Linked DNA regions of Homo sapiens: region 2 is linked to region 1. Evidence: read pairs that join two places in POLR2A ChIA-PET (ENCODE). Cell type or tissue: OCI-LY7. All regions are shown on one strand. Links, peaks and the distances in the headings refer to the core of each region. The heading gives the core; the rest is flanking DNA.

The links. Peaks named below come from ENCODE experiments on the same cell type or tissue, not always from the same donor. Only the 100,000 strongest peaks of a DNase experiment are listed, where the experiment ranks them.
Region 2: POLR2A ChIA-PET joins it to region 1 with 5 read pairs; 2 of 35 experiments call an interaction of 5 or more read pairs at or near these places.

The regions. Positions count from the first base shown.
Region 1 is chr1:31,042,545-31,058,516 of GRCh38, forward strand. All of the region lies in intron 2 of PUM1 (pumilio RNA binding family member 1), which reads right to left. It also overlaps the pseudogene LOC107985097. Among named protein-coding and RNA genes, the nearest start is that of PUM1, 15 kb to the right of the region's middle. RefSeq lists an enhancer at 13,933-14,433. In OCI-LY7, for the core only: no CTCF peak of the experiment used is centred there; no DNase peak of the experiment used is centred there; H3K27ac peaks cover 446 bases.
Region 2 is chr1:31,190,196-31,206,167 of GRCh38, forward strand. All of the region lies in intron 1 of NKAIN1 (sodium/potassium transporting ATPase interacting 1), which reads right to left. Among named protein-coding and RNA genes, the nearest start is that of NKAIN1, 42 kb to the right of the region's middle. RefSeq lists an enhancer at 8,299-8,799. In OCI-LY7, for the core only: no CTCF peak of the experiment used is centred there; no DNase peak of the experiment used is centred there.

The DNA.
Region 1 (15,972 bases), core at 5,758-10,757:
ACCATCTGCTTTCACTCAAAATGGCAGACCAAGCTCTTAACAGATGGTATAAGGTTTGTCTTTTTTTCTTTTTTAACTGTTTGAAATTCAGAAAATACAAAATGGACAAGAGCAAAGCATACTACCTGTAATCTCTCCATGCATACAAATATAAACACTTTGCAGTACTTTCTTCCAGTCCTTAATCCATGTACATCACTTTTAAGGGCTACACTGAACTTAAAGACCATTTTCTTAAAAGACAGGGTCTCGCTCTGTTGCCCAGGCTGGAGTGCAGTAGCACGACGTCGGCTCACTGCAGACTCCACCTCCAAGAGTCAAGCCATTACAGGCATGCACCAGATGATTTTTCTTTTTTTTTCTCAGTAGTGACAGGGTTTCTCCATGTTGGCTAGGCTGGTCTCGAATTCCTGACCTCAGGTGATCCACTTGCCTCATGTGCTGGGATTACAGGCATGAGCCACCACGCCTAGCCAGAAACAATTATCTTTATAATTCCCTCCTCTCTTTATGAAACTAAGTTTCTCCAAAGGAACGACATATTAATTTCATTGTTTTGTATTTTACAAGGCTTCTGACCCTTAAAAGTGGTATCTCCCTAATTTGGGACAACTGGGTGGGGGAAGCAATTTGACTCAATAAACTCTAACAAATTAAAGAACATTTCCTTTTTTTTTGAGACAGTTTCACTCTTGTTGCTCAGGTTGGAGTGCAATGGTGCGATCTCAGCTCACCACAACATCCGCCTCCAGGGTTCAAGTGATTCTCCTGCCTCAGCCACCTGAGAACCTGGGATTATAGGCACCCCCCCATCATGTCCGGCTAATTTTTTTTTTTTTGTATTTTTGTATTTTTGTAGAGATGGGGGTTTCACCATGTTGGTCAGGCTGGTCTTGAACTCCTGACCTCAGGTGATCCACCTGCCTCAGCCTCCCAAATTGCTGGGATTACAGAGAACATTTCTTAATAATTAACACCCAATTTGGTGATTTTAAATACATATAATAACCAAGACTAGGTTAATGAACTGTCCCCTTGTTAAAATTCTTAGGGAACTTGCTTTAATAAAGAAAAATTGTCACCAGCAGATCAATCAACTGCATATTCATTGCATCTAAAGAGTTTACGGAGCTCACTGAAAACACCTGTTCTCTACAGTTTAAGCACTCCTCTTCCCGGGTTTGTAAACAAGTTTATTTACAGTGTTAGCCTCCAAATACTTCCTTCAGAGAGAAAAGAAAGTAGTCATTAGCCCCAGTAAAATGTGTGGCTTGGAAAAATTCCAAATCCATAGTGTAAGTTGTAGATAAACTAATCCTCCCATCCCCCATTTCTAATGAGCACCTGCCCCTAGTGAAGAAATTTGTTATTTTTGTACCTATACATTACAAATTTATATACTCTCAAACCTGAGAAATGAAAGCATGTCTACAGAAAAAAACTTGAACACAAATGTTCATAGCAGCATTATCCATAATAGCCAAAAAAGAAGAAAAAAAGGCCCATCAACTGATAAATGGATAAATTAAATGTGGCAGATCTATACAATGAAATATTATACAAAAATAAAAAGAAGGCCGGGCGCAGTGGCTCACACCTGTAATCCCAGCACTTTGGGAGGCCGAGGCAGGTGGATCACGAGGTCAGGAGATCGAGACCATCCTGGCTAACACTGTGAAACCCCGTCTCAACTAAAAATACAAAAAATTAGCCAGGCGAGGTGGCGGGCGCCTGTAGTCCCAGCTACTCGGGAGGCTGAGGCAAGAGAATGGCGGGAACCCCAGGGGGCGGAGCCTGCAGTGAGCTGAGATCGTGCCACTGCACTCCAGCCTGGGCGACAGCGAGACTCCATCTAAAAAATAAAAAATAAAAATAAATGATGTACTGATAAATGCTACATACAACATAGATGAACCCTTAAAACATTATGCTAAGTAAAAGAAGGCAGTCACAAAACATGCTTCACTTATGTCCAGAATAGGCAAATAAAGAGACAGAAGTGGACTGGTGGTTGCCTAAGACTGGGGAGTGACGGCTGCTGGGTAAAGGATTTTTGGGGTAATGCAAATATTCTAAAATTAATGATTATGATATATGCACAACAATGAATACACTAAAAACTAAAAACTACTGAACTATATATTTTTTTTAAGATGGAGTCTTGCTCTTGTCCCCCAGGCTGGAGTGCAATTGCATGATGTCGGCTCACTGCAAGCTCCGCCTCAGGCTCCAGCCCAGCTAATTTTTATTGTTTTGTTTTGTTTTTTGTTGTTGTTGTTGTTTGAGACAGAGTATAGCTGTGTCACCCAGGCTGGAGTGCAATGGCACGATCTCGGCTTACTGCAACCTCCGCCTCCCGGATTCAAACAACTCTCTTGCCTCAGCCTCCTGAGTACCTGGGATTAAAGGCATGCGCCACCACGCCCAGCTAGTTTTTGTATTTTTAGTAGAGATGTGGTTTCATATGTTGGTCTCGATCTCCTGACCTCGTGATCCACCCGCCTCGGCCTCCCAAAGTGCTGGGATTACAGGAGTGACCCACCGTGCCCAGCTGGAATTATACACTTTAAATGGATAAACTACAAATCTGTAAAGCTGCTTTTTTTTTTTTTGAGACGAAGTCATCACCTAGGCTGGAGTGCAGTGGTGCGATCTCAGTTCACTGTAACCTCCGCCCCGACAGGGTTCAGGCGATTCTCCTGCCTCGGCCTCTTGAGTAGCTGTGATTACAAGCGCCCACCCCCACACCCGGCTAATTTTTTTCTGTATTTTCAGTAGAGACAGGGTTTCACCATGTTGGCCAGGCAGGTCGCGAACTCCTGGCCTCAGACGATCCACCCACCTCAGCCTCCCAAAGTGCTGGGAATTACAGGCTTGAGCCACTGCACTGGCCAAAGCTGCTATTTTAAAAAATCTTTAACAGGCCAGGCATGATGGCTCACACCTGTAATACCAGCACTTTGGGAGGTCAAGGCAGGAGGACTGCTGGAGGCCAGAAGTTCAAGACAAGCCTGGGCAACATGAGACCCCATCTGTACAAGATGATAATATTAATTAATGAATAAAAATGAATTTAAAAATATTTAGGGCCCCCAATTTCCAAAAACCTAGAACAGTTTTCCTGATGAGACTCATAAAAATATTAAGAAAGGTACTTGGACCATAAAAGAGCACTTACTAATGGCAACAGACAAATCCACATCTACTAAATCTAGTAAAACCATTAATAAGCTATCAACAAAAATCAATAGTTCAGGCTGAGCCCACTGGCTCACATCTGTAATCCTGGCACTTTGGGAGGCTGAAGCGGGTGGATCACTTGAGGCCAGGAGTTCAAGACCAGCCTGGTCAACATGGCGAAACCCAGTCTCTACTAAAAATACAAAAATTAGCTGGACGTGGTGGTGCATGCTTGTAATCCCGGCTACTCGGGAGCCTGAGGCAGGAGAATCGCTTGAACCCAGGAGGTGGAGATTGCAGTGAGCCGAGATCGTGCCACTACACTCCAGCCTGGGCAACAGCGTAAGACTCTGTCTCAAAATAATTTAGAAAAAAAAAAGGGCTGGGGGCGGTAGCTCACGCCTGTAATCCCAGCACTTTGGGAGGCCAAGGTGGGCAGATCACCTGAGGTCGGGAGGTCGAAACCAGCCTCACCAAGAAGGAGAAATCCCATCTCTACTAAAAATACAAAATTAGCTGGGTGTGGTGGCGCACGCCTGTAATCACAGCTACTCGGGAGGCTAAGGCAGGAGAATTGCTTGAACCCGGGAGGTGGAGGTTGCGGTGAGCCGAAATCGTGCCACTGCACTCCAACCTGGGCAACAAGAGTGAAACTCTCTCTCAAAACAAAATTAAAAAAATCAACAGTTTTCAAAAAAATATTACACAAAAAACATGAAGCGCATTCCTCTGGAGAAGTCTAATAACTGCAGCGGGGTTTTTGGGTTTTTTTTTTTTGTTTTTTTGGTTTTTTTTTTTTTTGAGACAGAGCCTTGCTCTGTCACTCAGGCTGGAGTGCAGTGGCGCGATCTTGGCTGACTGTAACTTCCGCCTCCGGGGTTCAAGCGATTCTCCTGCCTCAGCCTCCTAAGTAGCTGGGATTACAGGCACCTGCCACCACACACAGCATGTTGGTCAGTCTGGTCTCGAACTCCTAACCTCGTGATCCACCCACCTCCGTCTCCCAAAGTGCTGGGATTACAGGCATGAGCCACCACACAAGGCCCAACTGCAAGTACCAACACATTTACACCATTCAGGGCCAAGTTCTTTAACCAAATTCCCAAGTATTAAACTTACCCAACCTATTGCCAATCACTGACCCCACCACTTCTTACATGGAGGTGTAAGATTATATTCACAGCAGGCTATGCACAGTGGCTCACGCCTGTAATCTCAGCACTTTGGAAGGCCAAGGCGGGTGGATCATAAGGTCAGGAGTTCAAAAATCAGCCTGGCCAACATAGTGAAACCTCATCTCTACTAAAAATACAAAAATTAGCCAGGCATGGTGGTGCACACCCCTAGTCCCAGCTACTCAGGAGGCTGTGGCAGGACTCACTTGAACCCGGGAGGTGGAAGCTGTGGTAAGCCGAGATTGCACCATTGCACTCCAGCCTAGGCGACAGATAGAGACCCAATCTCAAAAAAAGAGTACATTCACAGCAAGGAGCAAAATGCCAGGGCAGCCAACAACTACACACTGAGCTGAAGCCACAGTGCTATTATGGCTCTTTACAATATCCAGAAGTCAAAGAAACTGAATGTAAAAAACAAAGAGGAGATCAGAAATCTCTCAAAAGGAAAAGAAAAAAAAAAGATGATTTACCCTATCCTCAGCACTTCAGCACTGACTTCTCTCCTGGCACTATGTTGTCAGTTCTTTCATCCTGTATGAATGTTTAAGTCCTTTCACAAGAGTGAATAACTAGATAGATTCTAATTGTTAAAGTATTCTTTCCACACACCCAGAAACCTAATTTTGTACTCAGGCTTAGCCTGCAGAGTATTCAGCAAATGCTGTTGCCTGAGAGAAAATGGACACATGCACAAAAGACATGTGTGTCTTCTGAAAATACAGAAAGGTGTCATGAAAAACAAGTAATAACATCCCACTGGCTGGGCATGGTGGCTCATTCCTGTAATCCCAGCACTCTGGGAGGTGGAGGTGGGTGGATCACCTGAGGTCACGTGTTCGAGACATCCTGGCCAACACGGTGAAACCCCATCTCTACTAAAAGTACAAAAATTAGCTGGGCATGTTGGCACATGCCTGTAATCCCAGCTACTGGGGAGGCTGAGGCATTGGAATGGCTTGAACCCAGGAGGTGGAGATTGCAGTGAGCCGAGATCGCACCACTGCACTATACAGCCTGGGCAACAAGAGTGAGACTCCGCTAAAAAACTTTTTAAAAGGCCGGACACAGTGGCTCACGCCTGTAATACCAGCACTTTGGGAGGCCGAGGCGGGTGGATCATGAGGTCAGGAGATCGAGACCCTCCTGGCTGATACAGTGAAACCCCATCTCTACTAAAAATACAAAAATTAGCTGGGCTTGGTGGCGGGCGCCTATAGTCCCAGCTACTCGGGAGGCTGAGGCAGGAGAATGACATGAACCCAGGAGGCAGAGCTTGCAGTGAGCTGATATCGCGCCACTGCACTCCAGCCTGGGCAACAGAACGAGACTGTCTCAAAAACAATAAAATAAAATAAAATAAAAAATAAAAAAAAGAAATAAAAAAAATCTTATTACTTTACAGTTTACAAAGCACTTCAACCACATCTATAACTGAAATTCCAAACACAACTCTCCCTAACTGCTGTTTTTTCCTCTAAGTAAGAATCTCAGGAATCATTATGCTTTCCTCTTTTCTTTAGCCACCAGGACCATCAAGGTAAATTCTTTTTTCTTTTTTCTTTTTATTTTTATTTTTTTTATTTTTTTTTTGAGATGGAGTCTCGCTCTGTCGCCCAGGCTGGAGTGCAATGGTGCGATCTCGGCTCACTGCAACCTCCGCCTCCCAAGTTCAAGCAATTCTCCTGCCTCAGCCTCCCAAGTAGCTGGGACTACAGGCGCGTGCCACCATGCCCAGCTAATTTTTTGTATTTTTAGTAGAGACGGGGTTTCACTGTGTTAGCCAGGACAGTCTCAATCTCCTGACCTCATGATCCGCCTGCCTCGGCCTCCCAAAGTGCTGCGATTACAGGCTTGAGCCACCATGCCCGGCCCATCAGGGTAAATTCTATAACCCATTATTCTGGTGCATATTTCTAACTTTACTCCAATTTATTTTCCTATCATGACCTTTTATTCCCATAGTCACATCTCACTACCACCTATCATACAATTTTACTAATTTCACATCAAAAACCTTTTGAGGCCGGGCGCAGTGGCTCACGCCTGTAATCCTAGTACTTTGGGAGGCTGAGGCGGGTAGATCACCTGAGGTCAGGAGCTCAAGACCAGCCTGGCCAATATGGCAAAACCCCGTCTCTACTAAAAATACAAAAATGAGCTGGCATGATGGCACATGCCTATAATCCCAGCTACTCAGGAGGCTGAGGCAGGAGAATCACCTGAACCTGGGAGGAGGAGGTTGCAGTGAGCCGAGATTGTGCCACTGCACTCCAGTCTGGGTGACAGCGAAACTCTGTCTGAAAAAATAAAAAACAAAAAACTACAAAAATTGGCTGGGGGCGGTGGCTCATGCCTATAATCCCAGCACTCTGGGAGGCTGAGGCAGGTGGATCACTTGAGGTCAGGAGTTCGAGACCAGCCTGGCCAACATGGTGAAACCCTGTCTCTACTAAAAACAGAAAAAGTAGCCGGGCATGGTAGCATGTGCCGGTAATCCCAGCTACTCAGGAAGTTAAGGCACAAGAAGTGCTTGAACCCAGGAGGCAGAGGTTGCAGTGAGCCAAGATCGCGCCATTGCACTCCAGCCTGGGCAACAGAGCAAGATTCCGTCTCAAAAAAAAAAAAAAATTAGCCAGGCATGGTAGTGGACACGTATAATCCCAACTGCTTGGGAGGCTGAAGCAGGAGAACTGCTTGAACCCAGGAGGAAGAGGTTGCAGTGATCTGAGATCCTGCCACTTCTCTCCAGCCTAGGTGAAAGGATGAAACTCCATCTCAAAAAAATAAAATTAAATTTAAAAAACCTTCTAAAATTAAACAAGGTAAAGATACATCATAAATATCTCTACAAGTTGCCATTTCAGAGGCATATATAATCAAGTACCATTCAGCATTAGAGAAGAGCATCTGACTGAACTTCCTTTTTTTTTTTTTTTTTTTTTTTTGAGACAGAGTCTTGCTCTGTCGCCCAAGCTGGAGTGCAGTGGTGCAATCTCAGCTCACTGCAATCTCCGCCTCCCAGGTTCAAGTGATTCTCCTGCCTCAGCCTCCCAAGTAGCTGGGACCACAGGCACCCGCCAACACACCTGGCTAATTTTTGTATTTTTTAGTAGAGACGGGGTTTCACCATGTTGGCCAGGCTGGTCTCAAACTCCTGACCTCAGGTGATCCGCCCACCTCAGCCTCCCAAAGTGCTGGGATTACAGGCGTGAGCCAATTGCAACCAGCCGAACTTCTTTTGTTTACACTGGAACAAGGTAATTCTTAAAGTTATAATCAGGCTAGGTTAAAATTATAGTCAGGCCAGGTACGTGGCTCACACTTTTAATCTCAGTACTTTGGGAGGCCAAGGTGCGAGGACTGCTTGAGACCAGGAGTTTAAAACCAGCCTGGACAACATTGTGAAACCCTGTCTCTACTAAAAATACAAAAATTAGCCAGGCATGGTGGTACACCCCTGTAATCCCAGCTACTCAGGAGGCTGAGGCACCAGATTGCTTGTACAAAGGAGGCAGAGGTTTCAGTGAGCCTAGATAGTGCCAGTGGGTGACAAAGTGAGACTCTGTCTCAAAAAAAAGAAAAAGTTATAGTTGAAGAAGGCCTGCTGATGATTCCTTTGACCAAGCACATAATGTTAAGCCTTGTGAATTCTGAGCATAATGAAAAGGCTCTAAGAGTACATGTGTAAGAGAAACAAAATATGAAAGATGGATTATTCAGCTTTAACATGTTAACCAAATGCTACTAGCACAAATGCTAAGGCAATCTACCCAGGTAGACAAGATTCATTGTCTAAGAGAGTCCATCAGCAGGTACAACAGAAAGACATTTCTAGGGAATGTCAAGACTCCCCAGTTTGGGAAATACTTGGGCTCCCTCCCAGTTTAACATAGTAGTCCCTGTTAATTACAAGGTATAAAAATTAACTGGAGCTCTTTCCTTTTGTCTCACTGCACTCCTGAGAGCAAGATGGGTCACCAGCAGCTCTACTGGAGCCACTCGCAAAAATTCAGCCAGGGTTCTCTCTCTTGTTGCGTATGCTCAGACCAGCAAGATCTGATCCAAATTACGGCCTCAATATGCCCCACCAGTGTTTCTGTCAGTAAGCGAAGAAAATGGGTTTCATTAAATTGGGCTGCATTAAGTTGGACGAAGTGATCTTCCTTGAATGGATTATCCAAGGCATCCACCCCAATGAAAGAAACCATGATAGCTCTTTTTTAATACATAATAAAAATAAAATTTTTAAAACCCTTCAAAAAAAAAAAGACTAACAGCACTGAAGAGTAAGACTGGTTGACATGTCAGGGGTGGGTATCAGAATATCATTGTTAAGATGGCCACACCAAGTGAAAGAAAAAGAAGGTACAAGTGGAGTCAAAATATATTCATCCACTGAATTTTTTTTTTTTTTTTTTGAGACGGCATTTCGCTCTTGTTGCCCAGAGTGGAGTGCAATGGCACAATCTCGGCTCACCGCAAACTCTGCCTCCCAGGTTCAAGCAATTCTCCTGCCTCAGCCACCCAAGTAGCTGGGATTACAGGCGTGCGCCACCACGCCCCACTAATTTTGTATTTTTTGTAGAGATGGGGTTTCTCCATGTTGGTCAGGCTGGTCTCCAACTCCTGACCTCAGGTGATCCGCCTGCCTTGGCCTCCCAAAGTGCTGGGATTATAGGTATGAGCCACTGCACCTGGCCTCACCCACTGATTTTTTTTTTTTGCCTGGTTCTCTGGAATTATCTCCTATAGGCTGTCAATCTATGATGGATACTGATATATCCTAGTGCTAAAAGAGTGCAAGCAAAGTGGGTAAGCTCTGTGGAACTGTCCTCCAAATTTCCCTTCCCCCAGGGCAAAGCTTCTACCTCTGTCCCTCATAATCCAGTACAGAGGCTACAGTTCAACCAATCGACTTTAATTTTTTTGCCCTATTTCATCAACCAGTTTATCTATCCCACAGCAGTTTACAGAGAAAACAGATTTCACAATACAAGAATAAAACACTCTCAAGTCAAAGACTTGACCTTAGGCTTTTAGTAATGAAATTTTCAATGTTATTCAGGAAAGAAAAAAATCTAAAGGTATAAAAATTACTGTCAAAATAAGTAACTTTTTTTTTTCTTTGGAGACGGAGTCTTGCTCTGTCGCCCAGGCTGGAGGGCAGTGGTGCGATCTTGGCTCACTGCAAGCTCCACCTCCCGGGTTCATGCCATTCTCCTGCCTCAGACTCCCGAGTAGCTGGGACTACAGGCGCCCACCACCACACCCGGCTAATTTTTCATATTTTTAGTAGAGACAGGGTTTCACCGTGTTAGCCAGGATGGTCTCGATCTCCTGATCTCGTGATCCGCCTGCCTCGGCCTCCCAAAGTGCTGGGATTACAGACATGAGCCACCGTGCCCAGCCCAAAATGAGTAACATTTTCAAATACATAACTCATTTGGGTGGGAAGATGTGTCTAGTGTTTCCTAGTATTTGTTTTTTAAATTTCCTTTTTTTCATTTTTTTTTTCTTTTCAAAGAGACAGGATCTCACTGTCACACAGGCTGGAGTGCCTGAACTCCCTGGGCTCAAGTGATCCTCCCTTGAGTAGGACTACAGGCATATGCCACCATGCCCAGCTAATTTTTTTCCTTTTTATTGTAGATACAGTGTCTCACTATATTGCCCAGGCTGGTCTCAAACTCCTGGCCTCAAGCAACCCTCCTGACCCAGCCTCCTGAGTATCTGGGATTAGAGGCAGGAGCCAATGTACCCAGCTTTATTTTCTAGTATTTTGCTCCATATCCATTATCTTTTTTTTTTTTTTTTGAGACAGAGCCTTGCTCTGTCGCCCAGGCTGGAGTGCAGTTGTGCGATCTCAGCTCACTGCAACCTCTGCCCTGCTTCCCGGGTTAGAGCAATTCTCATGCCTCAGCCTCTCGAGCAGCTGGAATTACAGTAACGCGCCACGACGCCCGGCTGATTTTTGTATTTTTAGTAGACACGGGGTTTCATCATGTTGCCCAGGTTAGTCTCGAACTCCTGGCCTCAACTGATCCGCCCACCTCGGCCTCCAAAAGTGCTGGGATTACAGGCATAAGCCACCACGCCTGGCCCAATATCCATCATCTTTTTTTTTTTTTGAGACAGAGTCTCCCTCTGTCACCCAGGCTGGAATGCAGTGGCGGGATCTCGGCTCACTGCAACCTCTGCCCCCGATTCAAGCGATTTTCCTGCCTCTCCTGAGTAGCTGGGATTACAGGCACGTGCCACCACACCTGGCTAATTTTTGTATTTTTAGTAGAGACAGGGTTTCACCATGTTGGCTGGTCTCAAACGCCTGACCTCGTGATCCACCTGCCTCAGCCTCCCAAAGTGCTGGGAGTACAGGCGTGAGCCACCACGCCCAGTCCACATTATCTTAATTGTATACTATGGGTATAATTTTACAGGCAAAAAAAAAAAAAAAATTTTTTTCATGAGACTTCTTTCCCTCACTTCCCTCCGAAGACCTCAGTTTGGCCCAAAAATGAGGGCTCTCTGCCGGGCGCAGTGGCTCACGCCTGTAATCCCAGCACTTTGGGAGGCCTTTTTTTTTTTTTGAGACAGGGTCTCAACTCTGTCACCCAAAATGGAGTGCAGTGGCACAATCTCGGCTCACTGCAACCTACGTCTCCTGGGCTCAAGTGATCCTCCTACCTCAGCCCTCCAAGTAGCTGGGACCACAGGCACAGCGCCACCATGCCTGGCTAATTTCTGTATATTTTGTAGAGACATGATCTCACCATGTTGTCCAGGCTGCTCTCGAACTCCTGGGGGCTCAAACTATCCACCCTCCTCAGCCTCCCAAAGTGCTGCGATTACAGGTGTGAGCCACTGCGTCCAGCCAAAAAATGAAAAACTTTTTAATGTAAGTATACAAGTGGCCCAGGAACGGTGGCTCATGCCTATAATCCCAGCACTTTGGGAGGCCGAGGCAGGTGGATCACCTGAGGTTAGGAGTTCGAGACTAGCCTGGCCAACATGGTGAAACCTTGTTTCTACTAAAAATACAAAATTAGCCGGGCGTGGTGGTGCACACTTGTAGTCCCAGCTACTGGGGAGACTGAGGCAGGAGAATCACTTGAACCCAGGAGGCGGAGGTTGCAGTGAGCTGAGATCGCGTCACTGCACTCCAGCCTGGACTACAGAGCAAGACTTTATTTCAAAAAAAAAAAAAAAAAAAAAAAAAAAGGAGTTTGAGACCAGCCTGAGCATGGCAAAACTCCACCTCTACAAAAAATACAAAGATGAGCTAGGTGTTGTGACGTGTGCCTGTGGTCCCAGGATAGGGAGGCTAAGGCAGAAGAATCGCTTGAGCCGAGGAGGCAGAGGTTGCAGTGAGCCTAGATGGTGCCCATTGCACTCCAGCCTCGGCAACAGGAGTGAAACCCTGTCTCAATAAATAAAAAGAAAAAAGTGTAAAAGCAATTGCTCTTAAATGGGAGTAATTACGAGAGAAATAAAGTACCTGGCATGACAAAGAGTTCCCCTCCCTCCAATGCTACTGGCATCACAGCCTGTGATATTCTTTACTTCGCTAGTTCACTAGTGAAAGCATCCTGCCAATTCGATCTCAAACTTTGTTCCATTATGCCAAAGGGCCACTAAAAAAAAAAAAAAAAAAAAAAAGGCCCAGTGGTAGGGTAGAATGAGCTGGCAATAGGATCACTTTATATTGAGTCATTCTGTCTCTACAGAGATAATTTTCCATCCACATTACCACTTAGAACACATATGTAATAAAAAACAGAACTGAAGAAAAATGGACTTTACCATTACTGCTTTTGGGAGTTGGGGGCAAGTACTCCTGCAATTATAGGAGAATGGTCAACATTTGTATTCATCTCATTATTAAGTTTACAGTCTCTAAATTTCAAGCAAAATTATGGCAAAACAATTCTTTGGCCCTGTAATGTGCCACTTGGTTGCACAGTTTTGTCTGGTTTATCTTGCCTAGGGAAGCAGAAACAGATCTAGAACGTGGACACTGGAATCAAAGACTGATTTCAAAAACCAGGTATTACCTGGTAACAAAGCCTCAGTTTCTCACTTTTCAAAAAAGGGTATTTATCTCCTTCATAGGATTGCTGTAAGGATTATATATAGGAAATACAATAGCCCAATGCCTAGAACATATAAATATTTCCGTTATCATCAGTGGTTCTCAACCTCTTTTTCACTCTGACCCACATGACAGATCAGGCACCCTCTTACACCTCCTATCCGTAACAGTGGCTAATAAGGGCAGAGATTCTCCACCTAGAGATGTGCCCCTTTGCTCTTCAATTATGCTACCCTTAGCACAGCTGCCTATCAAGTGGCCTCTACCTGTTGCCATGTGTTTCCCAGCAGGATGACTGAGCTGTAAGACCCACTCCTTTACCTGAGCGCAAAACTGAAGAACCTCTCGTCTTCCCTCATTCAATCAACACGAAAGTTTCATAATACCTCCTGGAAAAGGGGCATGAAAAACACAAGTCTCTGATCTAGAATAGTTCAGTCCAGAAGGTGAGAACAACACTAAAACCAGTACAATACACTATAATGACTACAGAAAAGTAACCTGTGGGTGGTCCACAACTGCAATATACCAACTACCCTGAGTTCCCCAACGTTGTTCATTATTTCATGCGTCCAGCCCAAAGAATTGTGTTGTAATGATGAATGCCAATTCCAAGGTCACTGGTTTAGGCCACCTGAGTGGGAAACAGGTTTTGCCATTTACTATTATTAACTCAAGTTTGCTAACTGACCTGGATAAAACTGCTCAGTAAGTCAGATGTGATTCCTTATGATAGGGCTCAGTGTAAGACAGAGGCCTGAGTAAGCCTTCAATAAACGCTTCTTAACTTGCACAGCAATAATCAGATCTTAGAGCTCTGCCAAGGACTGACCTAGAGTTTGATTTGCTCACCTAGCAAAGAACCTGCCAGGCACCTTGACTCTCCTTTCAGCTTCCACCCATCAGTCTATCATTAGGAAACACAACAAAAGATCTTATAGATCTTTATTACAGATTTTAAAAAACCAATGTTTATGATTTTTGAATAACATTTAGCCAAATAGTACAGAGATTACAGGGTTTGTTTTTGCCCCACTACACAGATGCCACCCAAATCAAATACCTCCTACCTTGATTTCCTGCTACAGGTAGAGCTGCCTACAGTATACACCCAGATATTCTGCTTCTACCTCAAACTCAACAGGTGTCCTATCAAATGTAATCACTGTGTCCCAAACCAGAGGCACTCTGTACTTTTCCTCCATTACTTCATCTTTCCAGGATATAAGATTTCTAATTCAATCACCAAATTCTGTGCATATCTTCATCCCAAAGAAAGAGAAAATCTTTCTTTTTTCTTTTTTTGGAGACAGAGTTTCGCTCTTGTCACTCAGGCTGGAGTGCAATGGTGTGATCTCTGCTCACTGCAACCTCCACCTCCCGGGTTCAAGCGATTCTCCTGCCTCAGCCTCCCGAGGAGCTGGGATTACAGGTGTGCACCACCATGCCAGGCTAATTTTTTTGTATTATTAGTAGAGACGGGGTTTCACCATGTTGGCCAGGCTGGTCTTGAACTCCTGACCTCAGGTGATCCACCTGCCTTGACCTCCCAAAGTGTTGAGATTGCAGGGGTGAGCCTTCTTTCAGCCTTACAGCTGAAAACCTTCCTTTTCTTTTCTTTTTTTTTTTTTTTTTTTTTTTTTTTTTTTTTTTGAGACAGGGTCCCACTCTGTTGCCCAGGCTGAAGTGCAGTGGCATGATCTCTGTTCACTGCAACTTCTGCCACCCACGCTCAAGCAATCCTTCCACCTCAGGCTCCCAAGCAGCTGGAAACACAGGCATGTGCCCCCACGCCCAGCTAATTTTTTACTTTATTTTTTGAGATGGAGTTTCACCCATTGCCTAGGCTGGAGTGCAATGGCAAGATCTCAGCTCACTGCAAACTCCCTGTCCCAGGTTCAAGTGACTCTCCTGCCTCAGCCTTCCAAGTAGCTGGGATTACAAGCATGCGCCACCACGCCTGGCTAATTTCTGCATTTTTAGTAGAGACAGGGTTTCACCATGTTGGTCAGGCTGGTCTCAAACTCCTTACCTCAGGTGATCCACCCACCTCGGCCTCCCAAAGTGCTGGGATTACAGGCATGAGCCACTGCACCCAGCCTGTCTTTGTTTCGACTATAGTAAAGAACTGGTCAGATGCAGTAGCTCACACTTGCAATCCCAGCACTCTGGGAGTCCAAGGCAGGTGGATCACTGTGAGCCTGGGCTCAAAGTAGAGCCTGGCCAACATGGCAAAACCCCGTCTCTACAAAAAATACAAAAGTAGCCGGGTGTAGTGTTGCAAACCTGTAGTCCCAGCTACTCAGGAGACTGAGGTGGGAGGATCGCTTGAACCAGGGAGACCGTGGTTGCAGTGAGCCAATATCATCATATCACCACACTCCAGCCTGGATGACAGAGCCAGACCTTGTCTCAAAAAAAAAAAAAAAAAGAAAAAGAAAAAAAAAAAAGGGCTGGGCATGGTGGCTCACACCCGTAATCCCAGCACTTTGGGAGGCTGAGGCAGGTGGATCACATGAGGTCAGGAGTTCAAGACCAGCCCGGCCAACATGGTGAAACCCTCTCTCTGCTAAAAATACAAAAATTAGCCAGGTATGGAGGTGGGTGCCTGTAATCCCAGCTACTCGGGAAGGTAAGGCAGGAGAATTGCTTAAACCTGGGAGGGGGAGGTTGCAGTGAGCCGAGATTGTGCCACTGCACTCCAGCCTGGGCGACAGAGCGAGACTCCATCTCAAAAAAAAAAAAAAAAAAAAAAACAACTATGGTTCACTTTTGGGGGGATCAGAGGAAGTATAATAAAATCAGACTTGCAGGTATGTTTGTACCTGATTTTTTCTGAAGTAAAACAGAAGCACTAGAAGCCTAATGAAAAATGTCAGTTCTCGCTAATCAGTACTGACGGGTGACACAAAATGAACCTTTCCAAATTCAACCTATACCCAATTTCAAAGAATACCCTGATCAAAACAGTCTAATCTTTTGGTTGGTCATTATCAAGAAATCAGGAAACATGGATAAGGCTAACCTCTCTTCTCAGTAAAATATGCTATGATTCCCACTATGGTTTTAGATTAATAAGACTGAACATGTTAAAATTAAAAATTAAACAATAACAAGAGGACAAAGGTGGTTAAAACCTAAAAGCCACAACCACTTCTCTCTGACACAATATATCAGTCCCATTTCAAATAAATTTCACTTGAGCAGCTGATGTTATCAACTTCCCCCTACTTTCAACTACAACATCTTAAAATCAAGTCACCCACACCCAAGAGAAAAGATTCAAAAATATGTATCTATCCTATAAACAACCCTAGCAGTTCTTATGTCAACAGTAAAAAAAAGAATCCTTTGTTCCAAAAAAAGTGTTCTTAAAAATGCGTTGTAGGCCGGGCGCAGTGGCTCACGCCTGTAATCCCAGCACTTTGGGAGGCCGAGATGGGTGGATCACGAGGTCAGGAGATAGAGACCATCCTGGCTAACACAGTGAAACCCCGTCTCTACCAAAAAAAATACAAAAAATTA
Region 2 (15,972 bases), core at 6,674-11,673, 150 kb after region 1:
TGCTACCACACAGATGGCAAGGCTTGGGCAGAGACCAAGGAAGCTGCAGGCTTGGGTAAGGTGGTGAGGGAAGCCTGGTGGTGCCAGGCCCAACCTTGGCATTTACCCACTTGGCACCAGCCTGCCTCTTGTCGGTGACTCCCCTCCCAGGGATGTGCAGATTGTAAAGCTCATCTCTCACTGGATGCTCCTTGGCAGAAAGGCAGAGCTGGAATCATTATTTCATTTTGAGGAAAGAGAACATGAGGCTCAGAGAGGGGAAGTGACTTGTCCAAGGTCACACAGCAGGTTGGTGGCAGAATAGGCCTTTCTCAGCCACCTGTCCCATCTTGGCACCACCTTTTCCCATCTTGGCACTGGTAAGGGAGTCAAGAGGTGTAAATTGTGGTGGGAAGTCTGCCTCTGACTCCTGGGTGACTTTGGGCAGCCCACTTTCCCCGCTGGGTTTGGGGCTCCTCTTCCATGCATGGAAGTCACTGGACTAGGTAATCTCCAAGGGCCCTTCCAGCCTTGACTTCCATCAGCTGCTGGCCTTGGGGGAGAAACTCCCCAGGCTTGTCCAGGGGCCTCTGCCACGGTCTCTGTCTGCTGCTCCTATCCCACACTTCCTCCACTCCACTCTTCCTCCTTCCACCCTGACTCTGCCTGGCCTTGGGAGCCTTGGTGTTCTGGGGTCCAGCTTGATGTTCTTGACTCAGCTGTTACCTGGCCCTAAGGGAGAAGGTCTCCATCAGAGGACGGAGGAGGCTGTGACAGAGCAATCCAGGCTCATGGTGCAGCTGAGGAGGCACCCTGCCAAATATTTCCACCTAAGGCTGGGCGCAGTGGCTCACGCCTGTAATCCCAGCACTTTGGGAGGCCAAGGTCGGCGGACCACTTGAGGTCAGGAGCTCAAGACCAGCCTGGCCAACATGGTGAAACTCCATCTCTACTGAAAATACGAAAGTTAGCTGGGTGTGGTGGCACATGCCTGTATTCCCAGCAGATTGGGAGGCTGAGGGAGGAGAATTGCTTGAGCCTGGGAGGCAGAGGCTGCAGTGAGCCAAGATCGCGCCACTGTACTCCAGCCTAGGTGACAGAGCAAGACTCTGTCTCAAAAAAAAAAAAAAAATCCACCTAAGAGGTGATATCATCTCCAGCCAAAGTGGTACCCACTCAAACCCCCTCTGTTCTCTGTGACCTTATTGATAGAAAACAGAGAGAGGTTTTTTTTTTTTTTTTTTTTTAAAGCAGTAGCAGATTTGTAGTCATTTAAACTCAGATTCAAATTCCAGCTCTGCTGTGTGACTTAGGGCAAGTCACTTTCCCTCTCTGAATCTATTTCTTCAACTATAAATAGAGAAGATAATCCCTCTCTTGAGAAGTTGTTGTGGGGATATAGAGATATCACATAAACTAACAGACAATTAGACTTGATACATAGTGGCTAATTAATAGAAGGCTTAACAGTCTAAGCTTCTTAGTTTGGCACCGAGGGCCCACTAGGATCTGGCTCAATCCTGTATTTCCCATCAGCTCCTGCCCCCAAGAGGCTGTAACAGCAGTTAAAGTCCTACCTTCATTTGCCTTTGCCTTATTTTTTATTTTATATTTTATTTTGAGAAAGAGTCTTGCACTTTTGCCCAGGTTGGGGTGCAATGTGGTGATCACAGCTCACTGTAACCTCAAATTCCTGGGCTCAAGGCATCCTCCTGCCTCACCTCCTTAGTAGCTGGGACTACAGGCATGTGCCATCACATCTGGGTAATTTTAAAATATTTTGTAGAGATTGGGTCTCACTATGTTGCCCTGAGTAGTCTTGAACTCCTGGCCTCAATTAATCTTCCTGCCTTGGCCTCCCAAAATGCTGGGATTACAGACATAAGCCACTGCGCTGGGCCTCCCTTTGGCTTTATCCAAGTCCTCCTTAGTTTTCACAGTGTAGCTCAGTTCCCTCTTTTGGTAGGAAGGCCTCCCTGACTGGCCCACAGGTGCTGCTCTCTCCACTTGACATGGAGTGGGGGCTGTTCTTCCCATTCTCAGCATGGCTCTGGCCTTCCTTCATCCTCACACCCAACAATCATTCACTCATTTATCTATAACCAGCTAGACCCATTTATCCATCCATCCCACATCTGACATGCCCTCACCCAGCCAGGGTTCATCACTTATTTATTCACAGAACGTTTAGTCTATGTCAGGCTTTGTGCTAGCTCCGGGATGCAGAAGTGAAGAAGTTGGGGTCCCTGCCCTTTGGGAACTCAGGACCCACTTAGTAGAGGAGGGGAAGGAAATCAGTACAAACCGGGGTATTCAGGGCTATGACCCAGGCCTGGAAAAGGCCGTCTCTTCCTCCGATGGTGAGTGCAGATTTAAATGAATTTTTTTTTTTTTGAGATGGAGTCTCGCTCTGTCGCCCAGGCTGGAGTGCAGTGGCGTGATATCAGCTCATTGCAAGCTCCACTTCCGGGGTTCACGCCATTCTCCTGCCTCAGCCTCCCGAGTAGCTGGGACTACAGGCGCATCCCACCATGCCCAGTGGATTTTTGTATTTTTTGTAGAGAACAGGGTCTCGCCCTGTTGCCCAGCCTAGTCTCATACCCTCCTGGGCTCATGTGGTCCACCCACCTTGGCCTCCCAAAGTGCTGGGATTACAGGCGTGAGCCACCATGCCTGGCCTAAATATATCTTTTAAAAAATTTAGATGTAGCCTGGGTATAGTCACTCATGCCTGTAATCCCAACACTTTGGGAGGCCAAGGCCAGAGGATGGCTTGAGGCCAGGAGTTTGGGACTAGCCTTGGCAACATAGTGAGATCCCATCTCTATTAAAAAAAAAAAAATCAGATTCAGTGTCTTATAAACAATCTCAATTTTATTTTATTATTTATTTTTTTATTTTTTTATTTTTTTGAGACGGAGTCTCACTCTGTCTCCCAGGCTGGAGTGCAGTGGCGTGATCTCGGCTCACTGCAAGCTCTGTCTTCCAGGTTCACACCATTCTCCTGCCTCAGCCTCCCAAGTAGCTGGGACTACAGGCGCCCGCCACCACGCCCGGCTAATTTTTTGTACATTTAGTAGAGACGGGTTTTCACCATGTTAGCCAGGATGGTCTCCATCTCCTGACTTTGTGATCCACCCGCCTCAGCCTCCCAAAGTGCTGGGATTACAGGCGTGAGCCACCGCGCCCGGCAACAATCTCAATTTTAAAGTTATTATTTTTTATTAGAAAACCAAGTCAAGGCCGGTGCAGTGGCTCACACTTGTAATACCAGCACTTTGGGAGGCCAAGGTGGGTGGATCACGAGGTCAGGAGTTCGAGATCAGCCTAGCCAACATGGGGAAAACTCGTCTCTACTAAAAATACAAAAAATTAGCTGGGCGTGGTGGCACGCACCTGTAATCCCAGCTACTCAGGAGGCTGAGGCAGGAGAATTACTTGAACCCGGGAGGTGGAGGTTGCAGTGAGCTGAGATCGTGCCCTTGCACTCCAGCCTGGGTGAAAGTGCGAAATTCGGTCTCAAAACAAACAAACAAACAAACACCAAGTCAAATATTACAGGACTTCTGCTTGTGTAGCAGTTACATGCAGCTAATTAACAAATAATAATAAGAACAAAATAAGAGGAATACCTTTCCCACCTGGTTGCGTCAGCTCCGAAACACTAATCTGAGGGCTGTGGTGATTGTAAATCATAACCGGCCTTGCTGTGTCTTTGTTACTTAGAAGGCAGGAACTGTGCAGAGGCAACAGCAATCTACTCCTTTGCATAAATTGCAAATGCATGTGCACTGGGGGAAAAATTCCTTCCTTCGTTTGGAGATATTTTTACCTAGAGAGCTGCAAGCCAAGCCAAGATAGCTTCTTGAATCCCTCTCCTAAGTGAGCTGGGGTGAAAGTTCCTGGGGACAGTGGATACAGACTTCTCCCTGATCTCCCGCCAGGGGAAGGCTGGCCACCACCCCACTCAGTTACTTTTTCTAAAATACAAATCTCATCCCAGCCACACAGAATGAGCCCCCTGACTGTAATCCCAGAGTGACAGATGAGAACATGTCACCCAGGCCTCACATCTCTGTCTTCACCTGCCAATGCTCACAGAGGAAGCCCCACATTCCTGCCCATCAGTCCTCTCTGCCTTTGATCTCTGTTCTCCCCTGACCCAGCTCTTTCTTTTTCCTTTTTCTTTCCCTTCCCTTCCCTTTTTCTTTCCTTTTTTTTCTTTCCTTCCTTCCTTCCTTTTTTTTTTTTTTTTTGGAGTTTCACTCGTCACCCAGGCTGGAGTGCAATGGCGTGATCTCGGCTCACTGCAACCTCCGCCTCCCGGGTTCAAGTGATTCTCCTGCCTCAGCCTCCCGAGTAGCTGGGATTACAGGTGTGTGCCTCCATGCCCTGCCAATTATTGTATTTTTAGTAGAGACGGGGTTTCTCCATGTTGGTCAGGCTGGTCTCAAACTCCCGACCTCAGGTGATTTGCCTGCCTCGGCCTCCCAAAGTGCTGGGATTACAGGCGTGAGCCCCTGCACCTGGCCTGCTTTCTTTTTTCTTTTCATTTCCTTTCCTTTTCCTTCCTTCCTTTTCTCTCTCTCTCTCTTTTTTTTTTTTTTTTTTTTTTGAGACAGAGTCCCATTCTGTCACCCAGGCTGGAGTGCAGTGGCGGGATCTCAGCTCACCGCAATCTCTGCCTCCCAGGTTCAAGCGATTCTCCTGTCTCAGCCTCCTAAGTAGTTGGGATTACAGGCGAGTGCCACCATGCCCAGCTAATTCTTGTATTTTCAGTAGAGATGGGGTTTCACCATGTTAGTCATGGCTTGTCTCGAACTCCTGACCTCATAAGCCACCCGCCGCAGCCTCCCAAAGTGTTGGGATTACAGGCGTGAGCCACCGCGCCTGACTCTTTCTTTTTTTCTTTCTTCTCTTTCTCTCTCTTCTCTATATATTCCTTCCTCCTTTTTTTTTTTTTTTTTGAGTCTCGCTCTGTTGCCCAGGCTGGAGTGCAGTGGTGCGATCTAGGCCCACTTGCAACCTCCGCCTCCTGGGTTCAAGCTATTCTCCTGCCTCAGCCTTCCCAGTAGCTGCAATTACAGGCACCCGCCACCATGCCCGGCTTAATTTTTTGTATTTTTTAGTGGAGACGGGGTTTCACCATGTTGGCCAGGCTGGTCTTGAACTCTCGACCTCAGGTGATCCACCTGCCTCAGGCTCCCAAAGTGCTGGAATTACAGGCATAAGCCACCGCGCCTGGCCTTTCTTTCTTTCTGCCTTGCCTTGCCCTGCCCTGCCCTGCCGCCGCGGCTGGCCCCCGCCACCTGCACTCTGGATCCAGCTCCTCCTGTCTTCTCAGGAGCCCACACCATCCACAGTCCCTTCTCTCTTGTAAACATAGCCTCTCCCTCTCCCCAGATCCTTCTCACTGGCTCCTAACAAGCTCAAAGCCTCTCCCATTAAAAAAAGAAAAAAAAAGTGTCTGGGTATAATGGCTCATGCCTGTAATCCCAGCACTTTGAGAGGCCCAGGTGGGTAGACTGCTTGAGCTCAGGAGTTTGAGACCAGCCTGGGCAACATGGCATAAAGCCCCACCTCTACAAAAAATACAAAAACTCAGCCGGGCGTGGTGGTGCACGTCTGTGGTCCCAGCTACTTGAGAGGCTGAGGTGGGAGGATTGCTTGAGCCCAGCAGGCTGAGGCTACAGTGAGCTGTGATAGCCTACCTGTCTCAAAAAAAAAAAAAAAAAAGCTTCTTACCACCTTGCAGCTGATATCAGCCTTATCTATCTCAACACTCTCACCCCCAAAACTACATAAAAGGTCTCCATGGCCTTCCCTGCCACTCGATCTGCCAGAGTGACTTTCTGCTTGGCCACTGAAACAGTTCTTACTGAGGTCACTGGCGATCTCCTTGTCATTAAATTCAGCAGATAAGGCCGGGTGATGTGGCTCAGGCCTGTAATCCCAGCACTTTGGGAGACCGAGGTGGGTGGATCACTTGAGGTCAAGAGTTTGAGACCAGCCTGGCCAACATGGTGAAACCCCGCCTCTACTAAAAATACAAAAATTGGCCGGGTGCGGTGGCTCACGCCTGTAATCCCAGCACTTTGGGAGGCCGAGGCGGGTGGATCACGAGGTCAGGAGATCGAGACCATCCTGGCTAACATGGTGAAACCCTGTCTCTACTAAAAATACAAAAAATTAGCCAGGCGTGGTGGCGGGCGCCTGTAGTCCCAGCTACTCGGGAGGCTGAGACAGGAGAATGGCTTGAACCCAGGAGGCGGAGCCTGCAGTGAGCTGAGATCGTGCCACTGCACTCCAGCCTGGGCAACAGAGTGAGACTCCTACTCAAAAAAAAAAAAAAAAATAGAAAAATTAGCCGGGCATGGTGGTGGGCAACTGTAATTCCAGCTACTAGGGAGGCTGAGGCAGGAGAATCACTTGAATCAACCTCCACCAGGAGGTGGGAGTTGCAGTGAGCCAAGATCACACCACTGCACTCCAGCCTGGGCGACAGAGTGAGATTCCATCTCAAAAATAAATAAATAAATAAATAAATAAATAAATAAATAAATAAATAAATAATAAATTCAGCAGATGAATTTCAGTCCTCATCTTACCTGACCTCAATTGCCCTCTCTCCTGCCAGCAGCACTCTTTTCTGGCTTTTGCCCCATGGCACCGTCCCAGAGGCAGGATGACCTAGTGGTCAGGAGCAAAGCCTGAGTCAGAATCCTGGTGTGCTGGTTATTATACAACTCTTGGCACGGCACTAACCTTCCTGTGCCTGTTTCTTGGTTAACAAAATGGGTATGATTCACAGTATCTTCCTCATAGGGTTGCAAGAAGAGTCAGTATTATTTAAAATTATATTTTTCTGCAAAACTCCCTACCTCCCTCCTTCCTTTATTTTTTCCACAGTGCTTATGATTGGATTTTTACTTTTTTTTTTTTTTTTTTTCTTTTTGAGACAGAATCTCACTCTGCCGCCCAGGCTGGAGTGCAGTGGCACAATCTCGGCTCACTGCAAGCTCTGCCTCCCAGGTTCACGCCATTCTCCTGCCTCAGCCTCCCGAGTAGCTGGGACTACAGGCACCCACCAGCACGCCCGGCTAATTTTTTGTATTTTTAGTAGAGACGGGGTTTCATCGTGTTAGCCAGGATGGTCTCGATCTTCTGACCTCGTGATCCGCCCGCCTCAGCCTCCAAAAGTGCTGGGATTACAGGCGTGAGCTACCACGTCTGGCCTAATTTTTTGTATTTTTAGTAGAGATGGGGTTTCACCATGTTGGTCAGGTTGGTCTCAAACTCCTGACCTTGTGATTTGCCCGCCTTGGCCTCCCAAAGTGCTGGGATTACAGGCATGAGCCACCGTGCCCGGCCTTTTTTTTTTTTTTTCCCTGAGATGGAGTCCAGCTTCGTCGCCCAGGTTGGAGTGCAGTGGCGCGATCTCGGCTTGCTGCAACCTCTATCTCCCGGGTTCAAGCGATTCTCCTGCCTCAGCCTCTGGAGTAGCTGGGATTACAGGCACCTGCCACCAAGCCCAGCTAATTTTTATATTTTTAGTAGAGATGGGGTTTCACCATGTTGGCCAGGCTGGTCTCAAACTCCTGACCTCAAGTGATCTGCCCACCGTGGCCTCCCAAAGTGTTGGGATTACAGGCATGAGCCACTGCACCTGGTGGTTTTTTACTTTTTATTTTTATTTTTTTGAGATGGGATTTTCGCTTTGTCACCCAGCTGGAGTGCAGTGGTGTGATCGCGGCTCACTGCAGCCTTGAACTCCTTGGCTCAATCCTCCCACCTCAGCCTCCTGAGTAGCTAGGACTACAGGCATGTGCCACCACGCTGGCCTGTGCTTATCATTGGCAAACACACTCTTTTACACACTATTTAGTTATGGTCTGTCTCCTGCAGTGGATGGCAAGCTTTGTGAGGGCAGGAATTTCTGCTTGTGTGGTTCACTGCCGTATTTTCAGTGGTGAGACCAGTGCTTGGCACACTCCAGGTGCTAAAACCAAATTCTCCACCTTCCTTGGCTACTACCCCATTCTAGAGCAGCAGGCCCCTAACTATTAGAGTGCCCCAAAGCTACATCCCAGGCCCTCTTCATGCCACACTTATCCCAGGAAACGCATGCCCACCCAAGCTTCAGTGACTACCTGCTCACGTGCAGCCCCCAGCTGCATTCTAACCAATGACTCAGTGAACAGCTCATTGTGAACTCCATATGCCCAAACCTGGTCCATGTCCAGTGTTTTGGGCCCCACGATGTGTCCAGCCGCTTGAGCTAGGAACCTAAACTTTAGGTTTCAGTCTCCCTCATGCTCCCCACTTGTTCCACGTCCCCCACTCGCCGCAGCCCATCCTCAAGCCCTGGCTCTCTGGGATCTTCCAAATCTCTCATATCTGGCCACTTTTTTCCGTCCACTTTCTTTCACCTAGCAATGCCAACCCCCCTGCCCTCCACCCTACTTCAAACCTAACTGGCCCTTCTGCTCTCCAGAGTGGGGCCTCCCTGAGGCTCCCTGCTGCCCTTCCCCCTGCCCTTCGCTCCCCGCCCCCACCCCTAATTATTTATTTATCAGGTAGCTGCCAGCTGAAGGGGGATGCCGTTGCCATAGGAACCTTCAGCCCCGAGTCAGGGCTGCCTCTGTTCTCAGTAGGATGCTCTTGTCTGTCTAGACGCCAACCCCAGGAGCCCACACAAGGTGGGGAGTGAGGGACAAGGGCTGAATAATGCAGATGGGCCCACCCTAGCTCCAGGAAGCTGGCTGGGAGAGAAGGTAGCGTAGGGCCCAGGCTCAGGGCCATTGAACCCATCAGAAGTCTCTCGTGCCCCACCCTTGCCAGCCAATTTGGCAAGTCAACTACTTTCCTGGCCAAAATTCCAGCCATGTCACCATAGGCCTTAGACACAGAAGTCAGCCTGTCTGGGGAAAGATGAGGGATGGACCCTTGAAGTTTCTGGAGAAAGCTTTGGTCCAGCCTGGTTCTGTCTCTCTCACTGACTTCAGTCCACTGAGGGACGAGCTCTCCATTTAAGGACAGGGAGGCCTGAGTTCCAGCCCCAGTTCTCATCGACTCACTGTGTGACCTTCGGCAAGTTATCCCCCTCTCTGAGCCTCAGTTTTCTCATTAGTGAAATGTCCTGAGGATTCAGACAGTGCCCATAAAGCTCGCAGCCAGCCGGATGTCTGGCACGCAGTTGGTGCTGACTATATGGCAACAGCTTTTGTTGCATCCCCAACCTCAGACCCCCCTTTTCCCAATGGATTTCTGAGGCAGCTGACAAAATTAAACTCGACTCAACCCCTCATCTGTGAAATGAGGGAGTGGGATGAAAGCCGCAGACAACAGAGCTGGAAGGACCCCTGAGATCTGCTGGCCCAACCCCCTCATTAGGGAGGTGAGCAAACTGACAGCAGAGGGGGCAGTGATGTGCCTGAGGGGAGGTGCTCCTCCCTCTCCCCATCTCCGGGGGTCCATCTGGGGTCATTGCCATCTGAGCATGAGTTGAAATGAGATTTAACTCAACATAAGATTAAAAGGAACAGTCACAGAGACCAAGTGGTCTTTGACCCTGCCAAAGAAGATGGGCCCAGTAAGGACTCAATTCATTGAGCAAATATTTCTTGAGCACCTACAATGTGCCGGGCCCTGGACATATGGCAGTGAACAACATGGCGTGTATCCTGCCTCAGAGAGCTCGTCTGGAGACAGAGACCACTGTCCTCTGGGAGCTGATGAGCTGATGATGGGGGCTTCTCTGCCAGGTTCCCCTCCACTGTGCCTAGGGACCTGTGAAGATGCCTCCCTGGTCCCCGAACACACACACACGCACACACATGCACACACACACGCACACACACACACATGCACACGTGCACACACGCACGCGCACGCACGAACACATGCGCGCACACGCATTCACACACACGCACGCACGCACACCCCTCTCTCCTGTCTTTCTTCCAGGGCTTTTGCAGCCTTGCTGCCTCTCTATCCCAGCCCGGATCCCACTGGGAAATGGCCACGGCCATCACTGTTAGGTGAAAAAAGCAAGCTGCAGAGCAACATGATTCCGTTCGTGTAAACACCTCCCCTAAAAGGCACCAAACGCGTGCGACTGTAAACACAGGACCAAAAGCCAGGGAGTTATCTCATAACAATAAACAGTTATGAGATGTTATTTCTAGGGAGTGGGGAGATGGGGAGACTTTGAATCTTAACTATATGCACTTCTATAGTTCCGGAATGTCTTACAACAAAGTTGGACCAGAAGTCTCCTCTCTCTTTTTTTTTTTTTTTTTTTGAGACAGGGTCTTGCTGTTGTTCATGCTGGAGTGCAGTGGCATGATCCGGGCTCACTGCAGCCTCAGCCTCCTGGGATCAAGTGATCTTCCCACCTCAGCCTCCTGAGTAGTTGGGACTACAGGCAGCTGCCACCCACACTTGGCTATTTTTTAAACTTTTTTGTAGAGACAAGGGTCTCACTATATTTCCCAGGCTGGTCTCGAACTCCTGAGCTCAAGTGATCCTCCCCTGCCTTGGCCTCTCAAGGTGTTGGGATTACAGGTGTGAGCCACTGTGCCCGGCCACATTTATTTATCTCCTATTTGATCTAGACAGTATTCTGAGTACATAACATGTATTCGTCTTATAAACATTTCTCGAGTGCCTTTTTTTTTTTGACAGTCTCGCTCTGTCGCCCAGGCTGGAGCGCAGTGGTGCGATCTCAGCTCACTGCAACCTCCGCCTCCCTGGTTCAAGCAATTCTCTGCCTCAGCCTCCTGAGTAGCTGGGATTACAGGTGACTGCCACCATGCCTGGCTAATTTTTGTATTTTTAGTAGAGACAGGGTTTTGCCATCTTGGTCAGGCTCACGCTCCCAGCAATTTGGGAGGCGAAGGCGGGTGGATCACGAGGTCAGGAGTTCGAGTGCCTCTTGTGTGCTAAATCCCGAGAACACAGTGGTGAATACAGTGCACCCAGCTCCTGTCCTCTTGGGGATGACAGTCTTGCCCTTTCCCTCCTCAGAGCAGACACCAGTAACATCTGTCCCATTAGGAAACAAAACAAACCAAATCTCCCAGAAGATCAGTAACCTCTCTCAAGGGGTCTACCTTAGGATACTTTATGGAGCACTCATTGTCTATAAACCTCATGCTCATGTCACACCTTTTAATCCTACCCTATTTTTTTTTTTTTTTTGAGACGGAGTCTCTCTCTGTCGCCGAGGCTGGAGTGCAGTGGCACTATCTCAGCTCACTGCAAGCTCTGCTTTCCGGGTTCACGCCATCCTCCTGCCTCAGCCTCCCAAGTAGCTGGGACTACAGGTGCCCGCCACCATGCCCGGCTAATTTTTTTTTGTATTTTTAATAGAGACAGGGTTTCACCGTGTTAGCCAGGATGGTCTCGATCTCCTGACCTCGTGATCCTCCCTCCTGGGCCTCCCAAAGTGCAGGGATTACAGGCGTGAGCCACCGCGCCCGGCCAATCCTACCCCTTTTTATAAATGAGGAAACTGAGGCCCAGAGCAGTGGCAGGCTTGCCTAAGGGGACGCAGAACGGCTGACTCCAACCAGTCTGGGGCCAAACCCTTGCTCTTTTCCACCACTTCTTACCAAGGTGCTCTTTGAGATTTGGCCGCCCAGCCTGTTTGCATGCCCCAGCATTTGGGAGTCTCACCCCTTATGGCACTGCTGGAGGTGCCTTCCACCCTGGAGGGGTAATCTTCCTCCTCCTCGGGACAGGTCCTGGACCCCCAATCCCCTGACTGCCATCTGCCTGTCTGCACGCCCTCCTGCTGCGGCCCAGCCCTCTACCTCCGCTGGGCCTGGGGAGCCAGGGAGCATCTGCTCACCTTCTGCATCATTAGCCCTCAGAGACCAGCTTGGAGCTGCTAGGGAGGCCCAGGATGCGACTGATTGGGCCAGCCCTGGTCTTGTCAGGAGGCAGCAGCAGGCTCCTGGCCTCTGTCTCCATGGTAACCCCATCCCCTCATCTCAGTGACCACTGACCCATCCCCACCCCTTCCCCAGCTGGGGGGCTCTGCAAGCCCCTTCTGGGCAGATCCAACCCACTGCACCTCTGAGCTGGCAACTCCATTAGAACAAAGTGCCTGGCAGTGATCTAATTAGCATATATCTACATTAATTTGCATAAATCCTGGGCCAAACGGCCCAGGGTGCTACCAAGGGGAAGTCTAAAAAAAAATCAGGCCGGGGACCAGGCAGGGTGGTTCATTCATCTCTGTATTCCCAGCACTTTGGGAGGCCGAGGTGGGCGGATCACGAGGTCAGGAGATCGAGACCATCCTGGCTAACACGGTGAAACCCCATCTCTACTAAAAACACAAAAAACTAGCCGGGTGTGGTGGTGGGCACCTGTAGTCCCAGCTACTCAGGAGGCTGAGGCAGGAGAATGGTGTGAACCCAGGAGGTGGAGCTTGCAGTGAGCTGAGATTGTGCCACCGCACTCCAGCCTGGGCGACAGAGGAGACTCTGTATAAAAAAAAAAAAAAAAAAATCAGGCTGTGCACAGTGGCTCACCCCTGTAATCCCAGCACTTTGGGAGGCCAAGGTGGGCGGATCACGAGGTCAAGAGATTGAGACCATCCTGGCCAACATGGTGAAATCCTGTCTCTACTAAAAATATAAAAATTAGCTGGGCGTGGTGGTGTGCGCCTGTAGTCCCAGCTACTCGGGAGGCTGAGGCAAGAGAATCATTTGAACCCAGGAGGTGGAGGTTGCAGTGAGCTGAGATCACACCACTGCACTCTAGCCTGGTGACAGAGCGAGATTCCGTCTTAAAAAAAAAAAAAAAAGGCCAGGGGCAGTGGCTCACGCGGGTAATCCCAGCACTTTGGGAAGCCAAGGTGGGCGGACTCCTGAGGTCAGGAGTTCGAGACCAGCCTGGCCAACATGGTGAAACCCATCTCTACAAAAAATACAAAAATTAGACAGGCATGGTGGCTGTAATCCCAGCTACTCGGGAGGCTGAGGCAGGAGAATCACTTGCACCCGGGAGGCAGAGGTTGCAGTAAGCCGAGATTGCGCCACTGCACTCTGGCCTAGGTGACAGAGCGAGATTCCATCTCAAAAAAATAAAAAATAAAATAAAATAAATAAAAAATAATGAAAACACTGTGGATGTCCCTCAGAAGGGGTCACAGTCAATGACAGTGCCTCCACACGATTCAACACAATGCAGCCATTATGATGGAGTGTGGGAAGAGGGCCAAGCTACCACGTTTGAAACGGCGCTGCAGAGCCACTTGAGTAGGACAACGCTGTTTTCACGCATAACAACAAAACAAAGAATCATCAAACTGTTAATTTGTTAACTCTAGGGAATGGGATTATGGGGGCCTTTGAGATTCAGCCAGATATATTTCTGCAAGGTTTTTACATCGAGGAGTAATTTTTTTTTTTTTTTGAGACGGAGTCTTGCTCTGTCACCCAGGCTGGAGTGCAGTGGCACCATCTTGGCTCACTGCAACCTCTGCTTCCCAGGTTCAAGCAATTCTCCTGCCTCAGCCTCCTGAGTAGCTGGGATTACAGGCACCCACCACCACGCCTGGCCAATTTCTGTATTTTTAGTAGAGATGGGGTTTCACTATGTTGGCCAGGCTAGTCTTGAACTCCTGACCTCAAGTGATTAGCCCGCCTCGGCCTTCCAAAATGCTGGGATTACAGGCGTGAGCCACTGCGCTCGGCCTATGAGTAATATTTTTATAAGTGAACAAACACATTCAAAGACAAAACTGATGGCGACAAATGAGCACACCCCCATGAGTCTGCCTGAGACTGTGGGTGACCCTGAGCTGAGGATGACCAACTGTCCCAGTGTGCCTGAGACCATGGGGTTTCTTAGAGCACAGCACTTTCAGGGACAAGTTCCAAAAGTCCTGGGCAAACTGGGACAAGCTGGTCACATGATATGGAGAGGGTATGGACAGCTTGGAGGCCTGGGGTGGCTCTGGATGAATGAAATGAGGGGTGGCAGGGTGGGGAAGAGATGTGGCTGGACCTTGGACCCAGGGCTTTATTCTGCTGGTCCCTAGGAGGCAGGGAAGGTCTGAGCATAGAGACATGGAAGCTGGGTGCTTTGGGTGCAGTGCTGTCTGGCTACAGGAGGAGGATGGACTGGAAGTGGGAGACCAGGAGGAGATGCTGAGGCCTTTCTTGGCAAGCTGAGACAGGGCCCAGAATCCTCCATGCCTGAGGTCCCACTCTCCCAGGACTCCCATCTTCTTGTCAATTCCTACTCTACTTCTGCCCATGTTCCCACGTCTAAACTACTGAGGCATCCCCAGTCCCATCTCCCAGATGCCGGGACCCCGGCAAGCTCTGGAGTGGGCAGCCAAGGCCTGGAAAGAAGGTGCCCTCCAAAGAGGAGCACTTAAGACAGGGGTGAAGGGGAAGACAATCCAGGAAGGGCAAGCTCAGCAAAAACAAGGCTCTCCCAGGAGACGCCGGCTGCAGATAAATGAACATTTGGATAAATAAAATGGTGATTAATCAGATTCCCCAACTAAGTACAATGAAGAACACCACATAATTAAGCCAAAAACTCATGGCAGAAAGCACCTTAATGAAGCGGGCACTTAGGTAGAGAGAATTAATTAAGGCAGTGTTCGGAATTTCAGGAGTGGCTAGAGGGATGGAAGTGATGGGGGGAAGGCCAGAATGAAAACAAGCAGGAGGTAACATCTACCCAGGATGGGACTGAGGCTGCTGGAGAGCCCGGTAATTATCAGCTCAGGCTCTGCACTCGGGCAGGCCTGGAAGTGAGTCTCAGCTCTCACAAGTTGTAGGATCTGGGAAAGCCACCTCCTAATGCCTCGGTTTCCTCAACTGTAAAATGGGAACAATAATATCTACTTCCTGGATTTGTGGGAGGATTCAATGAGGTAATGTGAATGAATGACTTTGCATGTAACTGTTCAATAAATTATCACGGATTGGACAAGCAATTTTTTTTTTGTTTGAGATGGAGTCTCGCCCGGGCTGGAATACAATGGCTCGATCTCGGCTCACTGCAACCTCTGTCTCCCGGGTTCACACAATTCTCCTGCCCCAGCCTCCCGAGTAGCTGGGATTACAGGTGCCTGCCACCACACCCAGCTAATTTTTTGTTTGTTTGTTTGTTTGTTTTTTGAGACGGAGTCTGGCTCTGTTGCCTAGGCTGGAGTGCAGTGTCACAATCTCGGCTTACCACAACTTCTGCCTTCTGGGTTCAAGCCGTTCTCCTGCTTTAGCCTCCTGAGTAGCCACAACTACGGGCACGCCCCACCATGCCCAGATAATTTTTGTATTTTTAGTAGAGATGGGGTTTCACTATGTTGGCCAGACTGGTCTCAAACTGCTGACCTCGTGATCTGCCCGCCTAAGTCTCCCAAAGTGCTGGGATTACAGGCGTGAGCAACCACGCCCAGCCGGACAAGTTTTTTTTTTTTTTTTTTTTTTGAGATGGAGTCTCACTCTGTCACCCAGGCTAGAGTGCAGTGGCACGATCTCGGCTCGGCTCACCGCAACCTCTGCCTCCCAGGTGTAAGCAATTCTCCTGCCTCAACTTCCCAAGTAGCTGGGATTACAGGTGTGTGCCACCACGCCCAGCTAATTTTTGCATTTTTAGTAGAGACAGGGTTTCACTATGTTGGTCAGGCTGGTCTCGAACTCCTGACCTCAGGTGATCGGCCTGCCTTGGCCTCCCAAAATGCTGGGATTAAAAGCATGAGCCACCGCGCCCGGCCCAGACAAGCATTTTAAACTCTCCGGTTTAGGCCAGGTGCAGTGGCTTACATCTGTAATCCCAGCACTTTGGGAGGCTGAGGTGGGTGGATCACCTGAGGTCAGGAGTTCGAGACCAGCCTGACCAATATGATGAAACCCCCGTCTCTACTAAAAATACAAAAATTAGCTGGGCGTGGTGGTGGGCACCTGTAATCCCAGCTACTTGGGAGGCTGAGGCAGGAGAATCGCTTGAACCCGGGATGAG